Linked DNA regions of Homo sapiens: region 1 is linked to region 2. A link is an interaction called in ENCODE POLR2A ChIA-PET data of the cell type or tissue named here. Cell type or tissue: MCF 10A. All regions are shown on one strand. Region 1 overlaps PDPK1 (3-phosphoinositide dependent protein kinase 1). Region 2 holds the start of ERVK13-1 (endogenous retrovirus group K13 member 1).

The links. Peaks named below come from ENCODE experiments on the same cell type or tissue, not always from the same donor. Only the 100,000 strongest peaks of a DNase experiment are listed, where the experiment ranks them.
Region 1: POLR2A ChIA-PET joins it to region 2 with 10 read pairs; 14 of 35 experiments call an interaction of 5 or more read pairs at or near these places.

What each region holds. Positions count from the first base shown.
Region 1 is chr16:2,602,041-2,604,540 of GRCh38, forward strand. It overlaps PDPK1 (3-phosphoinositide dependent protein kinase 1), which reads left to right. Exons shown (of 14, transcript NM_002613.5): 14 at 1-1,148. It also overlaps the pseudogene LOC652276. Among named protein-coding and RNA genes, the nearest start is that of FLJ42627, 36 kb to the right of the region's middle. RefSeq lists an enhancer at 1,532-1,871. In MCF 10A, no CTCF peak of the experiment used is centred here; a DNase peak (open chromatin) is centred at 1,331.
Region 2 is chr16:2,672,296-2,674,795 of GRCh38, forward strand. ERVK13-1 (endogenous retrovirus group K13 member 1) reads right to left here and starts at 1,144. Exons shown (of 3, transcript NR_040023.1): 1 at 988-1,144; 2 at 1-275. It overlaps LOC124903627 (a long non-coding RNA gene), which reads left to right and starts at 828. Exons shown (of 2, transcript XR_007064945.1): 1 at 828-930. RefSeq lists silencers at 795-1,114, 1,125-1,514. In MCF 10A, no CTCF peak of the experiment used is centred here; a DNase peak (open chromatin) is centred at 1,276.

The DNA.
Region 1 (2,500 bases), 70 kb before region 2:
CCCCTTGCCTGGCTGGTTGACAGACCCGGGGTGGTCACTGCTGAGACTTCAGAGATCGCAGCTGCTGTGAGAATACGGTGAAGGTACTTTGTTCTGGAAGATGTTGTCATACACTTTTCCCCAGTTATTTTCAAACTTGACATGAGCCTATGTTGACTCACTGGGTGGGGGTCCCTTCTTACGCAGCACACGTGGCAAGTGCCTGAATCGGGGCTGGAGGCACTTCAGAGCCTCTGAGGGGCCACCACTTCTGGCCCAAAATTGCAGGGTTGTAGATGAGGCTGCCTGTGGAGAACTGGTGTGAGGAGGAAGCTGTTTCCAACAAAGAGCACTTTCATCTGTTGAGATGGCTGTGGTGAGCAACTGAACGAGCCTACGTGTGTACCTGAATTTTCCCCGTAACTCATTTCTTCCATATGAAGAAACACCAAACTATGTACAGAGAACTTTTTACAAAAGGCAGACCTTTTTTAAGCTGTGTAACCCACATAGCCTAACCACCTGGCAGAATGACTACGAATAGGGGTCATTGTGCTGGTAAAAGCCTCTATTACGACTGTAAGTAAGTTGGATGTTGGCAAAATTAAATTGTTACAGTATTTAGAGCTGCTGTAGCTGTTCCTTCACAACATAAAATAGGATAAATGACTAGTACGTCTTTCAGGTGGGTGGCAAGCAGAACATGCGTAATATTCTCTACCTGGTCTGTAGCTGTAACTGTGATGTACAGACAAAGCAAAAATTAAAAGAACTTATGAAAACAAATGCAATGATACTAGGATATACACTTTTGTATTTTTATTCTTATATAAGGTTATTTGCTGGCTATTGTTGGCCTCTAGTTCAGTCTGTGTTATTTAAATTCTAATATATGAATTATTTGAATTGAATTCATGTTCGGGGCCACGTTGTTGTATGTATTGATGTACAGCCTTGAATGTGAATAATTATTGTAAACTATATTTTACAACTTTTTTTCTGGCTTTATTATATAAATTTTCTATTGGGTCAGTGATTTAATCATATAATTTAATGAATCTGTTTATCCTTTTTTTTTTTCCAAATACTTGTGCTTTAGGTGTAGTTACCAGATGATGAATTTTCCTCGTATGGTCAGTAGTCTTGTAATAAAAAGCATGTAGAGTGTAGAGGTTTGCTGGCGTGGCTCTTCCTTTGACCCCGCCACGGAGTGGGGGCGCGGTTGGGGGCGGGTGTCTGCCATTGCCCGCTAGCGTTGGCGCCCCAAGCTCGGTTTCACTCCCTCCGGAAGTGGGACCAGCCGGCTGCTTTTCCCGGATGGAACTTCCGCCTGCCATGTGACCGGCGGGTGTTCTACAAGGGCTGACCAGTGGGCGGGACAGAACGCAAAGGGCGATATTAAAAGCCGGACTCTTCCGGTGAAGCGGAGGTGTGGTGGGGCTTGCTGGGATCATGGCGGGGAATCACTGCGAGCTCCTGCCGCTGGCCCGTGGCAGGCTCGGGGCGGGGTTGGGGTGGCTTCTTGTGCCTCCCTTAAAGCGCGGGGCTCAGCGTCCTGGCCCAGCGCCCCAGCAGCAGGTCCAAGTGGGTCCGGCTCTACAGCGGCGGCACCTACTTCCTCACCACTGGGCAGACGCCGCTGTGTCAGGACCCGAAATCCTTCCTGTACCTCTTGAGCCAGGCCGACCCCGACCCGGACTCGGACAAGGTGAGGACCACGTGGGCCAGTCGAAAGGGCCTGGGCCATTTCGGCCTGTGGCCGCCGCACACGCCCTGCTCCACGCCGAGGAGAGCTCAGCAGGAGAGGGCGACTCTCCTCGGGCTTCGAGCCCAACACTCCCTTGTCGCCAGCTCATCCCCAGCTTGCCCCGATCCCCTATCCTGGGAGGGGAGGGCAAGGATGGCGCCCTGGTGTCCACTGCCTTTGAGAATCCTGAGTCGCTTCACCTTGGGGGTGTCTCTTCCTCGCCCTCTTTGCTCTTTGGTGGAGGAGGCTTCCGAGACCCCGGACTTTGCTGTGATTCTACTTTCTTTTTCTCACTAGGTTCTTTTGCCCAGGGTGTGTGAACGCCTTCTCTTCTCTGTCCCAGGGTACTTGCTGGCTCTGGAGACAGAACCCTTGGCGTTTCACATTCTGGACGTTTGAATTAACGCTGACGTGGGGGTTGATATGGGCGGCCCTTTTTTTCCCTGGTGACTTGTATTTAGAGAGTTGGCGCTCCATCCTTTCCATCCACAGCACGCAGCACCCACTCAGCACCTCTTAGAAGATGCGTCCATAGTATATACTGTGATTTTTCGAAGGGGATTTTGCTCATATTAAGGGTTGCTTTAGGGATGTCCAGGAAGGGCCAGGTAAGGAATCTTTCAATCTGCTTTCTAATTGGCTTAGTTTTCCCACTGTCTTCGCAAAAGGACAGGAATTTCCAGGTTAGTTTGCAGCTTGTCTTTCATCAAGCGAAATGCTCATGCTGTTGGGTAGATGGTAATAGAAACCTTTTGCTACCTTTATTTATCAAGA
Region 2 (2,500 bases):
GCTTGAACCCGGGAGGTGGAGGTTCCCGGGTCAAGATCGCGTCACTGCACTCCAGCCTGCGCGACGGCAGCGAGACTCCATCAAAATAAAATAAATAAATAAACAAAAGTCGCATCCTGGAAGATAAGGAATCAAGTAAACTTCTTGGGTTTTCCTTCATTTAAAATATTTGCCTTTTAAATCCAATTTTAAAGCCATGTAGACGTTCTTCCATCACCCACTGCACATCGCATGCAAGGCATAAATTTTTAAACCGTCGTCCCCAGACTGTAGAACTTAGCATATGGAAAACATAAAAACACGAGGGATACTTTTAGCGACAGAGAGAAAATAAACACCAGCGATACATTTAGCAAAACATTTCACCCAACAAGTGGTTTGTTTTGATCCTTCCCCTAAAATCCCTCCTACCTGTCAAGCTCACTTTCCCCTCGGTGATCCTGCACATTCGGCCTCCCAGGGGCTTCCCACAACGCTGAGCACAGCCACGGGCAGCAAAAGCACCCAAATGCCCCTTGGCCGGGCCGTGAAAGGCGAGTTTTCCCGACCAATGTCATCAAGAATCTGGAAAAGGGGGCCCAGGAGCATCAGGTGCTTTCAGCAAGAACTTGCACCTTCTGCTTCTCTCGCAGGCGGAGGCGCCAAGGACCCCGTTCCAGGTGGAAGCCCAGGGCGGTTCCTCTACAGACAGAACCGAAAGGTAACCCTGGAGGCTCGGCTCCAGGCTGCGCCAAGCCGAAAACAAACTTTCCAGGCACTTCCACCCCGCTGGGCCGGGTGACACCTCCCGGCCTCCCCCGCCCTCCGCGCGTCTGTCAGCGCCCCCGGCCAGGCCGCCGCCCGACGCAACCCAGGCCCGGTCTCCCCGCCGCAGCCAAGCAGCGCCCTCGGCCGGCGCCCGCCATCCCCGGCCCGGCCGCCCGGCCGCAGGTAAGGCGGCACCCGACCCTCGGGACCCCGGGCCGCCCCGCCTCGCCGCGCGCTCACCAGCTAGGTGGTGGTCCTGGCTATGGGCCTCGCGTCTGCGCGGGCGCCTCCCCCGAAGCGCTCCGCCGCTCGGGGCCTCCTCAGAGTCCTCCTTCCCTAAGCTGAACTCCAGCAACGGCGGCCCTCACGCTGTGCCCGCGACGCCCCGCCCCCCGCGATGCCCCCGCCCCCCGCGACGCCCCGCCCCCGCGCGACGCCAGGCAGGACTTCCGTCGCACCGCCGCCGCCGCCCGCGCCCATTGGCCGCGCCCATCGTCCCTTCGCCGCGGTCTGAGTGGGCCCCGCCTCTGCCCCAGCTGCATTTCCGGGTTGGGGCCTGGCGGGCGGGAGAGGCCCGGCCCCGCCTGGGCAGGGGGACCTCGCGCGAACCAATCCCAGGGCCCCGGGGGCGGGGCTCTGCGGGGGTGGGGCGAGCTGTCATTCCCAGCTCCCAGACCGGGAAACTGAGGCTCAGAGGGGACCTGGCTCCGGCCAAGGTCACGCCCGAGGTAATAGCGGGGCTGGGCTCGAACCCGGGGCTCGGACTCCGGAGCCGGCTCTGCGTAAATGCGGAGGCGCAACTTTGCTAGTTTCACAACTAACAAGCGTTCACGGAAGGAAATCTGGGCTATAAGTCACATTCATAAAGCGGAAAACAACCAATCCTACCACTGTCCATAGTCCTGGAGGCAGCCTCAGAACTTCTGTCCTTACCTATAAATGATTTTGTGGCGGTTTTTTTTTTGTTTGTTTTTCTTTTTGTAGTTGTTAATGTCAATCATGATTTTTTGCTTGTGTTTTTTGTATTTTAGGTTTTTTTGTTTGTTTGTTTTGAGACGGAGTCTTGCTCTGTCGCCAAGGCTGGAGTGCAGTGGCTCGATCTCTAGTCACTGCAACCTCCACCTCCTGGGTTCAAGCAATTCTTTTTTTTTTTTTTTTTTTTTGAGATGGTCTCGCTCTTTCCGCCTGCCTCGGCCTCCCAAAGTGCTGGCATTAGAGGCGTGAGGTACTGCACCCAACTGAAATGGGTTAACTTTTTTTTTTTTTTTGAGACGAAGTCTCGCTGTGTCACCCAGGCTGGAGTCAATGGCAATTTCACTGCAACCTCCACCTTCTGGGTTCAAGCAATTCTCCTGCCTCAGCCTCCTGAGTAGCTGGGACTACAGGTGCGTGCCACCACACCCAGCTAATTTTTGTATTTTTCGTAGAGATGGGGTTTCACCATATTGGCCAGACTGGTCTCGAACTCCTGACCTCATGATCTGCCCACCACGCTTCCCAAAGTGCTGGGATTACAGGGGTGAGCCACCCCGCCCGGCCAACTTTATTTTTTTTTATACTGACACATGGCCATGCAGATCTTGAGTAATGAACAGAGAAAAGGGAAGCAGTGAAGGAGAAACAACTTGAGGAAATTGTACACGGTGAACTTTAGAACACAGAGCCTGGGGTGGAGGAGCCTCGGGGCAGGGGCCAAGGGTGACAAGAAGGCTGTCCTGTGAAGAAAGCAGCTGAGCAGGCACCAGGGGCAGAG